Regions from separate parts of the Mus musculus genome. Here region 1 is linked to region 2. The links are chromatin loops, found by intact Hi-C in ENCODE. Cell type or tissue: heart. All regions are shown on one strand. Each heading gives the region's core, and the rest is flanking DNA. Links, peaks and the distances in the headings are about the cores only.

Evidence for each region. Peaks named below come from ENCODE experiments on the same cell type or tissue, not always from the same donor. Only the 100,000 strongest peaks of a DNase experiment are listed, where the experiment ranks them.
Region 1: it touches region 2 in a loop (2.5-fold over the local background); 2 of 42 quality-filtered maps call a loop at or near these places.

What each region holds. Positions count from the first base shown.
Region 1 is chr3:79,991,698-79,997,573 of GRCm38, reverse strand. No RefSeq gene overlaps it. Among named protein-coding and RNA genes, the nearest start is that of Gm36569, 110 kb to the right of the region's middle. RefSeq lists an enhancer at 4,876-5,876. In heart, for the core only: no CTCF peak of the experiment used is centred there; DNase peaks (open chromatin) are centred at 1,713 and 3,253; H3K27ac peaks cover 4,191 bases.
Region 2 is chr3:79,933,164-79,939,039 of GRCm38, reverse strand. It overlaps Gask1b (golgi associated kinase 1B), which reads right to left. Exons shown (of 4, transcript NM_133187.3): 3 at 2,219-2,445. Among named protein-coding and RNA genes, the nearest start is that of Gm36569, 49 kb to the right of the region's middle. In heart, for the core only: no CTCF peak of the experiment used is centred there; a DNase peak (open chromatin) is centred at 2,659; H3K27ac peaks cover 843 bases.

The DNA.
Region 1 (5,876 bases), core at 734-5,733, 58 kb before region 2:
GAGGTTTACAGAAGAGAGGAAAGCTGGTTCTGACACAAGAACACTGCATGTTCTCATTAGAGTATGAAACTAGAGAATTGGAAGTGGAGGATAAGAAGAAGAGAGAAGCTTGCCTACTTGATCCTTCAGCAGGCATGGGCAGCAGATTCTCAGGAAGAAAGGGCCTCTGGGGTTTGGTGACTGATATAAAGAGATGGGGTGGGAAAGTAAGGCTTGGTCCCCTGAGGGGATGTGAGGAGTTCCCCAGCGAATGGTGAGGATATAAAATATTAAAAACACACATATTTAAAATTATAGATTGTTTAAAGATTTACATTATTAAAAAGAAAAAAACCTAAAAGCTTTCATTTTCTAATCTTGCCTCTTCACAGTTCATTATGCCAGACTTTCATAAAGAATATGAATTCATTTTTGATGTCTGTAGATAGTTGTTAATCTGCATCTTCTTCCCTGTCTCTAGTCAGGCTGAACAAAAATGTCGGCTACTCCTTCAGACTTCACAAAAGCTGCATCACTGAGAGACTGCTCACCCTAGCCACTCTCAAATTGCAGGGAAAGCTGTCAGCCTCCACTGTCTCTTCTCCCCTGTACTTCCCACTGCAATTCATTTTTAGACCTGCTTGAGAATCTGCACGAGGAGGTCTCATGAAAGAAGTAACAGACTTTCAGTGTTCTCCTGGTACCGATGCCATGACATTCTAAGCATCTCTAGATCTGAACCCAGTCCCAAGTGTGTAGGCTGTGACCAATCACTGGGCAGATTTGATGGGTCATACTAGGCTAAAATAATGAAAGACTTTTGGAATAAATCTTCTATTTTCAATAAAATGTATCTGTAATTCTGGCTCTTTATTCAGCTTATGTAAATCCACTTTTTATAATTCTTGGATTCTGATAACGTTACATGACCTTTTCCTCCTCTGCTCTCCCTCCTCCTTCTCCCTCTGTTCCTCATTTTCCTTTTCTATAACTTTTCCTACAAGGGTTAGTGCTAGCTTTCCTGACACAAAGGGAAATTCATCCTCTGTCCTGACATCCCTTGAAGGTGTCACAACAGATGTTTTTTGAACCCCAGCCAAGATGTGGATTTACTTGGATGTCTTGGTCTGCTCCATAAATACGTTAAAGTGACTTGGGTATTAAGATACTACATGGCACTGGCTTCCTTATGGCCATAGACTGAATTTTAGCTTATATACTTTGCCCTGTGAATTCTTAGTTCAAGAAACATACTAGCTAAAATGAAGGGGTCAAAGTCCTTTTTTTTTCTTAGTTATTCTACAAAGGACTTAGCCATTGTTTGCTTGGGTGATTCCTGGAAATATGCTTTGGTCTTGAAATCAAGGGCTTGTCCTCATCACAGAACTGAGTCTGAAACATTCTTCCCTACATTAAAATGTCTTCCTACGGTAGAACATATTGCTTTATCTGAAAAAAATATTTGTATATGGGTCTCCCTTCTCCTGGGGGTAGGGGATGTACTTTGGCCACCTACACGTAAGGGCCGAGGGAACAGCATCATGCAGGGTGCAGACAGCCATGAGTCTGATAGAAGGACTTCAGAACAGAGCTTAAGTGAGACAACTCTACTTTAGTGTTCCGAGGCAGGGTATATAGGGCTCCTAAGGGTGGAGAGAGCTGATTGGCCAGAACCCAGTACTTAATTATCATTCGGCTGGGAAGCTAGAGCAGGACTTGTGTGCTGAGTCATGCAGCATTTGCAGAGAGCTCTGCACAGTCATCCTCCAAACAAGGTCAGGCATCTGTGTTCAGAGACGCTTTCCAACCAGTGCCAGGTAGAGAAAGGGAACCCCTGACGGAAAGGGGAGTCCTCCATTCTGCATCAAGCTCACAGAGCTATCCAGACATGCTGAACTGTGGCCTTAAGAACAGGCTTCTCCGACATTTGTGTTTTGCCAGGGTCAATTTCTAATCCTCATCATTTTACAATCTGTATCTCTCTGGCAGGATGACCTGTGAGCCACAGTCAATCTAGAGACAAAAGATGTTCCTTCTTTCAGGATACTATTTTCTTGTTTTACTGCCCAGACTATCCTCAGTCTACTCATCCTCTTGCTTCAGCCTTCTAATGCAAGGGTTGCAGATGTGTGCCACCACATGCAGGGGTTGCAGATGTGTGCCACCACATGCAGGGGTTGCAGATGTGTGCCACCACATACAGGGGTTGCAGATGTGTGCCACCACATCCAGCTTGAGGATTCATATTTGTCATGCATTCCTCACATTCTTCTTGCACGGGGTCTTAATTTGGTCACCATTTATGTCAGTTCTTCCTACTTTAGGCTTTGGGAAACGATTGTAGAATCTTAATATTTGAATGTCAAGATCGATATCCCTGGTCATAGGAAGGGCTCTGGAGCAATAGGGATTCCCATTCATTGCTTGGGGAAATGCAACATCCTAAATCATCTATGAAAGAGATTTGGTAGTATTGTATAAAAGAAACAGTGTCTGGCAATTATGTGTCTTGATGTTTACTCAAAGGAATTGAAATGTATGTCCAGATAAAAACCTTCCCAATAATACCTATTGGAGACTTATTCATAACTGACAAAACTTGGAGGCAACGCAGTGTCATTCCTTAAGTAAATGAATAAGCCAAGAGCAGCAGGAGGCAGCTGTCAATTCTAAAGACATTTGGGATAAAATACGTTACTATTAGTCTTTCCTACTATTTGTAACCCTCTGACAGAACTTGACTTTGCTAGATCTTAAGAGAAAAACATTTGACTGTGTGACAGAGGTGGGAATTAATATAAATAGAATGTGCACTCTAAATGCCATTTGGGTTTCATCAAGAAGTACAATTCTTGCTTCTTGTTGTTTTTTGTTTGTTTTGTTTTGTTTTGTTTGTTTTGTTTTGTTTTTGACTCAGTGTTTCATTGAGCCATATAACTTAATACTTCTAATGACGAACTGGTGGGCTAATCAAGTAAAGTCTTTATTCCTAGCTAGTAGCAGTTGAGCAGAAGGCTACGGGAAGGACATCCATTACAAAGGGGTGGGCTTGCAGCTATCTATACCTTGGTTTCAGTGATTTCAGAGCTGGACTCAGGGTTGGGTCATTTGAAAGCAACTTAAAGGGAGTGGGAAGCTGAAGCCAAACCAAAATGAGTCATGGAGCAAGTTGGAGATAATGGGGTGAATTCATTCAGTGTAAACTGTTTTGATAAGCCCTTTAGACTTGAAGGGGAGCCGGGAAAGCAAACAGCTTAAGTGAAAGGGGAGCAGACTGGAGAAGGATTATTATTTTTAGGATAAGGAATGTGAAATTGTTTTAAAAAGGAAGGGGAAGAGCCAAGAGAAGAGGGAGGTCTGCGGTGAAAGCAGCGGACATAAGTGAGAGGGAAAGTTCTCAGAACAGACAGGAAGAGGGTGGGGATCCAGAGTGCAAAGGGACGAGCTTATCTATGGGCGCATGTGAAACAGGGTGACAAGAGAGAAGAAGGGTTAAGCTCAAGCCACTGGGAGGGAGGGGATCTGAGGGAAGTCTTGCTTGCTGGTATTTTTCTCCTTTAAATTAGAGAGTTGGCCAACTCTTAAGTGTCAGAAATGTTGTTTAGGCCAGTCAAAATTCAACTAAAATGGTTGCAAATGATACAGAATGGTTGGGAAACGATGTTGATAAAGGTAAGCATGGAGAAGTAGAAGAGGCAGGATACAAAATTTGGTAAAGACCCGGTAGGATTGCACTGAACGTTCCCTACGTTGTTTTGTTTTTTTTTTTTCCTGATGAGTCTAGTGCTGAGTTCCAACTCAAAGTGCTGATGGGTAATAAACCTTCCCCCTTCATGGCCATGAGTGTAGTGATGAACTTGTTTTAAGAGGACACAAAGTGCAGCTGAGAGCATCTGGAATTGGAAATAGATCTGTTTTTTTGTGGCTACACTATTTGCAGTAGGCTCTTGAGCATGCTAAGAAAGCTATCTGAAGCTTGGGTTTGAAAATCATAAAGAGAATACAGGATTAAATGAAACGTGCAGTTCTTTTGATTATTGGAGTATTGTCTTTGTTGTTGCTGGAGTCTATAGGAAAATTCAGAGTCTACAGCAGTGGTTCTCAAACTTCCTGATGCTGTGACCTTTCAATATAGTTCCTCATGTTGTAGTGACTGACCCCCAAACCATAAAATTATTCCATTTCTCTAGAGACTACCATATCCAGGGATCCACCCCATAATCAGCTTCCAAACGCTGACACCATTGCATACACTAGCAAGATTTTGCTGAAAGGACCCTGATATAGCTGTCTCTTGTAAGACTATGCCGGGGCTTAGCAAACACAGAAGTGGATGCTCACAGTCAGCTATGGGTGGATCACAGGGCTCCCAATGGAGGAGCTAGAGAAAGTACCCAAGGAGCTAAAGGGATCTGCAACCCTATAGGTGGAACAACATTATGAACTAACCAGTACCCCGGAGCTCTTGACTCTAGCTGCATATGTATCAAAAGATGGCCTAGTCAGCCATCACTGGAAAGAGAGGCCCATTGGACACAAACTTTATATGCCCCAGTACAGGGGAATTCCAGGGCCAAAAAAAAATGGGAATGGGTGGGTAGGGAAGTGGGGGGGAGGGTATGGGGGACTTTTGGGATAGCGTTGGAAATGTAATTGAGAAAAATATGTAATAAAAAGTATTAAAAATTTTTTAAAAAGAAAAAAATTATTCCATTTCTACTATCTAACTATAATCTTGCTTCTGTTATGAGTTATAATGTAAATATCTGATATTCAAGATTTCCAATATGTGATCCCTGTGGAGGTCAAGACCCACAAGCTGAGAATGACTGGTCTGGAGTGTAGCAGGATATTTCTGCTAGCTTCTGTCTTCCAATCTGGACTTGATACAACCTGCTACCCCATTGACCCTTTCATGAAACTACACAATGCCTCACCTGGCAGTCTCACATATGTTAATTTTATTATTCCATCGAGAAGAACTGAAGCCCATGCTCTAGAAACACAAAGGGCTTTTGGTACTGTTTGATCACCAGTGAAACTGGCAAAATTAACACTGGATGACCTTTTGGGTGAAGACATAGAAGAAGGTTTGGCTTCCATTTTGCCCAATTCTGGAGTCTTGATCTGTCATGTGAGTTAACATGTAGCTTTGAAATTATTGTGCTAAATCACACCTGTTATGAGACTGAACAGAAAAGCTATAGGACCCTAAAAAGAGAAAGAAGTAGTTGAGCAGCCCTTAACTGCCACAGCTCAACCTTCTTGGAGACACATCTGTGCAGCCACACTACTAATATGTTCCTAACAAGTACAAATCATGAGAAACAATAGCATTGTATAGATTTAAGACACTAACTCTATGGGGATTTGTTTTATCACTCCAGCAACTGACCCAGTAATTTTTTTTCCTAGTCTTTCTCAGATTTCTTTCTTTCTTTTTTTTTTTAAAAGATTCACTTAATCAGTAGATGTATTACATTTACTGTCATATTACATTTGCTACATATGAGATATTTAATTCCAAGCATTGACATTTCCCCCTCATATATTTATGACTGGAATTATACTTTCTTTGATCTGTAGGGTTATAACTCTCGCTTCTTTTTTTTTTTTCTTATTCCCAGCTCTTCTGAGAAAAATAAATCTGAATTTCATAAAGAAGAGCTACAGCAAATACATTTCTTTCTGGATCAGTCAATTGCTAGAATCAGTAACATCTTCTTTTACCATCAGTTTATTTGAAATTACTTTATTACCAAAAAAAAAAAAAAATGTGTCTTCAAGTATTTCACTAGATCTTCCATCTGGAGATAATCTGGCTTTCTGTGTATTTCCTACTTCCTACTAAAAGTAAGAAGTTTCATCATGGCTTTAATCCTTTTGCATGCAGCTAA
Region 2 (5,876 bases), core at 142-5,141:
GTTAGCTTAGGCAGAATACATGAGATGAGAGCATCAAAACTCCCATTCTCTTCAGTGACTAGAAGTCCTGTTCATAAAAGAAAACAAGCCATTGCTCTGCTAAGGGCTCTTACATTGCATTGGTTAAGGGAAATAGTCAATGTGTGGCTCTGAGCCTAGCAAAGACTTCACTCTTGCTTATTAATGTATGAATTATATAGTCAAAGAAGTTTTAACCTTAAACACATTATACCCCTTAATGCAGTTAAGGTTCAATCTTCTTTGAAAGAATAAATAAAAGTATTCATAGTTCTGTGAATGTTTAAGATAGATAGATGCATGCCCTCGGCACTCTCAATTCTGCAAAGAAAAGTCCCTGTAATATCAATTTAGTAAATGATGTCTTAGGAATGTCAATTTCCCTATGCATAAATTTTCCTTGGCTTAGGCATTTAAAAGAGAGAATGTGCCAGTGTATTCTGCCTTCAATTCACAGAGCTGTAAAGCACACCAACAGGGAAGGATGAGGGGTGGGGTGGGGGAGGGGGTGTGGGGAGAGAACCCTCTTGGCACTCTCAAAACCCACAGGAAAGTGTTGAGAGTTTCTAAAATCCACTTTATCTAAGTACAAAGGTTGAGGGGAAATGATTGAAATGTAGATATGGAACACACTGAGCCACATGACAGTAAGAGTAATCACTGTAGGACACAAACATAAGTTGCCAAAAAGTAAAAAAACAGTAGGCATAGGCTTGGAAGGGCTGAGTTTTACCATTAGTTTCAGTTATATTGGGCTTATTTCCAGGTGTTTGGCTCTTAGGGGGTGGCTATGGCTATTTTGTGGGCTCTTAAGCTTCCAATGGAACCTAGTTCCCTGGGGTTATTATGAGGGTGGCTCTACTGGCTGTGAGATTTACTCATGACTTCCATAACTGAGGTGGGACTGATCAGGCTTTGTAGCCAGGTCCTGCTGCACTTGTTTTTTTCAACATAGTATTTTTATTGATTCGTTGGGAATTCTACAGCACGCACCAGGATCACACTCACTTCCCAATCCTTCCAGCTCTGCCCTCCCACCCTTGTGAACTTCCCCGCCTCCCCAAAAATGGAAGAAGCAAATGAAAGAAAATCCAATTTGTGTTACCCATATACTCACTGGAGCATGGTCAAACTTCCCATGGCTAGTCCCTTAAAGAAACCTGAGTCCTTCTCCCCTGGCTCCCCAACACCCTCCCCCCTGCTCCCCCACCAGAGGCCATCTGTAAGAGTCTCCGCTATCCCCAAATGCCATGAGACCCACTGTGTTCTTACTTCCCCAGTATAGCACTATCTCCTTTAGCTTCATGCTACCTCCCTCTTTACTCTGCATCCACTCTAGGTCCTACCAAATGTCTCCCAAATGATTTGGGTCATCTCTGAGTTTTGGGCCAATCTTGAGTACAACAGCTCTTCTTTGTCTCGCCTCCCGCAGCCCCTCCTTTGTAGTTTTCAAGATCCAGTCCCACAGGCTGTCTGCCAATAAGACTTCTGAGTACTCAAAAGCCCTCCTACCCAGTTTACAGGGCCAGCTGTCCTCTGGTGCCCTACCTTCCTACTATATTCATAACAGTCACTTGGGCTAATCATGAATCCAACATCCTGCCATGCCTATTAGTTCCATTGACATGCCAAATACTTTATTACAGACTTAGACATCTGTACTGTTCCTGCCATGTCCAATCCCCTGCTCTCATAAGAAAGCCTCTGCCATCTGATTATCCTACTCCTGACAGCCCTGCGCATGTCCAACCTCACCCACATGGTTTTCACAATGAAAGTTGAACCTGGCAGTGAAGGCAGACTGTGGAAAGAGCTGTGTAGGTGTTGTGGACTGCTCATAGATGTACTGTCTGCTCTTGGAATGCTATTTTTCTTCTTGGGAATCTCTATTCCCACACTTAGAGTTTCTTTGGAAATTAAATATATCTAACATAAGATGTGAGTCTTCACAAAACATTACTGTTTGTTAACAAACATGTGATCTTCCAAGATGTCACTGTATTAGAAAATGTACTCTTCATTTTGGATGTAACAGCTCCTTCCTGTAATCTGAGCCCTCTGAAAGCTGAAGCAGGAAGGGAACTGTAAGTTTGAGGTCAGCTTGAATGACAGTGTGTTTCAGAAAAGTCTGAGCTACACAGAGAATTTCAGAACACTCTAGAGAGTGAGATAGGCTTCCCACAATGAACACAAAACTTACTCTCGGATGCCTTCTAACAACTTAAAGTTTAAGTTATCTTCGCTTCTATCAAAGAAGCCCTTATTGTTTATGAAGACCAAATGCCTTGGGTCATTCTTTCTCTGGATAATGTGTGCTAACGTCACAGAAGTTTGGTCCTCACAGTTCGACCGCAGTCCATTCTGTATACAGGCATCTTCCTTTCGAGGTCGGAATCCGCAGCAATTTGTATCCAAGCGATTATAAATCTGAAAAAAATGGAAATGAGAACAAAATCCAAGATGCTGAGCAAAAGCTTGGGAAAGTCTGAACATTTCCAAAGAATTGGGAGCTTTCTGAACAGCTGACCTGCCAGAACCCATGCAGGCCAGGCTGCTTTAATGAAAAGCAGCTGCTAGAATAAGTCCGTAGTTCAAAGCCCTCTGACTCACACAGCGTCCTAAGCAGTTCCAGCTTCAGCTAACAGCAGATCGTCCAACTCAGGCGACCCCGCCCTTGATAGCCACAGTGCCCACAGAATCACATGCAAACATGTGGCCAGCAGAATCTCTGACTTCCTCAGGAAGGAGAAGACAGCATAGTATTTCTACAGACCCAGGGACTAGCTCTTGGTTTCTTTCTGGGATTGGGCCCTACAGATTCTTACTACTTTACTGGTTATAAAGTCTACTGTGCTGGACTGTAGTATTGCAGTAGCTAACCTGAAATAGAACTCTACAGAAGGTATGAGATCCAACAATGAAACATCACTAGATTCTGAATATGTGACAAAGTTATAAAGACTTTAGGGGTTTGTTATAGTGGGAAGAACTAGAAAAAAAAAGTTGCAAAGTTGACTAGAGTATTGCTTAATGTCACTTCTTTTGATCAAGAAAAAAGTTATATTGGATAATCAGAGTGAAGTAAACTTGAACTCAGGAATCTAGTCACCTAAACTCAAACCTCTGGTCTTACACCTGATAGCTACGCAACCTAGTATAGATTCCTTCATGTCACTGACTCTGTTCAGTCACCTGCATGCTATGACTTATTTATGTTGTGCAGTTAGTAGAAAGATTAATGAAATACTGTACACAGCCCTAACAGGCAGGGCTGTCCAAGATTATGATGCTGAAGCATGACATTGTTATTTGCAAACATGTTGGACCACAGTCACAGCTATCCTAAAATGTATGTGGCCCTGTGCCACAGGTTAGACACACTTAATAGGGCATACAGTCTTTACTTTAGATCTAAATGCTTCCCCCAAAGGCCCATAGAGCAGAAATTTAGTTCCCAGACTTACACTGTTGAAGTGGTAGAAACCTTGAAAGATGAGACTCAGTAGGTGGTCTTAAGTGATCCATTTAGGCCACAGAAAGGGATGAAGACCCTCATTGCTCTTCTTTGATTCTTAGCTTACTCTTCCCTGTACCACTGCCTTTCCAGAAGTCCAAACTCTATGAGGGCAGCCAGCTAGGGACTAAAGTCTGCAAAACGGTGAGCCAAGCTTAAACTGGCTAGAGGTCAGTTTTCATAGACACCATCATATGTTCATGTTCAACTAGATTAACACTCATGAAGAAATGAAACATTTTTTGACTATACTAGAATAAACATTTAGATTTTAACTCTTAAGGATGAACTTATTTTTTTTATTTCTTTTTGTTGTTGTTGTTTTTTTTTTTTTTTTTTGGTTTGTTGTTGTTGCTGCTGCTGCTTCAGGCAGTATTACTCTGTGTAGCCCTTGCTACCCTGAAACTTGCTCTGTAGACCAAGCTGGACTTAAACTCAGAGATCTACCTACTTCTGTCCCTCTTAAAGATTCCAATACCTATCTCCCAGCAGTGCCACGAGCCTTTAACACAGGAGACAGAACATAGGGGAGAATTATGATCCAAACTATAATGAAAGCCATGAATGTTGAATGAATTCATGTTTGATCTTAAGCTCTCATGGATTTAAGCTCTGTCAGCATCTCTGTAACAATTGTATTTTATAGTTGATATTTTTAAACCTCATGAAAGCATGAGTAATTAGAAACTGGAGAGAATGACAGAGGGCATATTTTTTATTGCCACCCCCTCATCTGACTGTTTTCTACAGTGTATTCTAAAATGTTCTCTATAATCTAATTTTGAATCATGAGATATTCTGATGATTTCACCAATTCTCTGACAGCCTGCTGTGCTAGGCAAGTCTGACCAACACCACCGCTGATGATAGGTATTTATGACCAGTTCCTCTTCTGGGAAATGATGGCTACTGATGGTATTCAGATTCAAACATGTACTTGGTGAATACATTGCCGTGTGCAAGTGTATGCCTATGTATGCCTAGGCATGTACAGGCAAGGCCTCAGATAATGTGTTTTATTCAGTTCTGCTGCTCTCTGGCTAGAGTCATGCACATTCTTATATTTTTGCCCTTGTATAATAATGGCTTATGTAGCTATAAAATCAGTCTCCAAATCGTCTCAGAATTTTGTCATAGTTTTCTCTGAATTACCATTCAATATACTAAGGATATTGGTATAACCCTTATCCCTTAAAGTCCCTAAAAGTCAGCATTATCTGCTTGTCATCTGGTTTAGGTGTTTGCCAAATGCAGTTCTGTGTACTTTCAAGATAGTGCGCCAATTTTTAAAGCCTAATAAAGCACATCGCGCATAGCTGTGAACCCCAGATGATATTTTAATGTGCTTGTTCAGTGCACACATTAAAGCAAAACACTTAAGCATTGCAAAAGTGCCCGCAGTGCCAGTCTGTCTCTGTTCTTAAGTGGGCATCCTGCAAAGAAGCCTATTGTGGCTAAATGTCTTCAGGTAAGCAATAAGGATGCCAATCACCATTACTGTTTGTTTGAATTCTTATTATTTTATTAATTTACTTAATTTTGGGTGCATGCATGTGGTATGTATGTGTGTGCAGGACACCCTCCACACCTAGAGGTCAAAGGACAACTTTCAGATGTGGACTCTATCCTTTCACCATATGGGTGCTAGAGACAGAGCTCACATCTTCAAGCTTGGTACAAGGCACCTTTGTCAGCCTGGCCCAAGCGTGTCACTGGCCCTACCTGAATTCATACTTTCTTATTCTATAATATAGGAAAACTCTTCTTTTTTTGCAAAAGCAGTCTACTGCTGAAGAGAACTGCCAACCATCATTTTCCATAAAAGCACTCTTTCCTTTTTTAGAAAAATATATCTTTTCAATGTTTACCTAACTAAAATTACACTCAGAAAAATCCAGGTGTTCCTGCCAATTTTTTTTAAAGAGATGGGATAGATATTTTTAGATATATTTCCTTCAAAAGCGTTTTCCCTTAATTCCATTTTCCTTTGGTAGTAATCATTTTGTCTGTAGGAAAAAAATATATCTTCTAAGTAACTTCTGTTCTCTTATTGCTTCTAAAGCAAGGAAACCTCTGCCTCATTGTGTGGCTCTGAAGAACCATTAGATGTCTGCAGAAAACCAGCTCCTTTTTAGACAAAAACCACACCCTATCCAGGTCTGTGTTCAAAACTAGGTCCATCAAGGGCTTGGGTTGGTTTATTCATATCATCATTGCCTTCAAAGTAACATGATTAAACAACAAATTGCAGGCAATGTCCCAACAAAGCAACAGAAATTAAAAAGACACTGAGCTATGAGGAAGAGACAGGTGACTCCTCTGGGCTCCCCTCTTCTCACAAAGC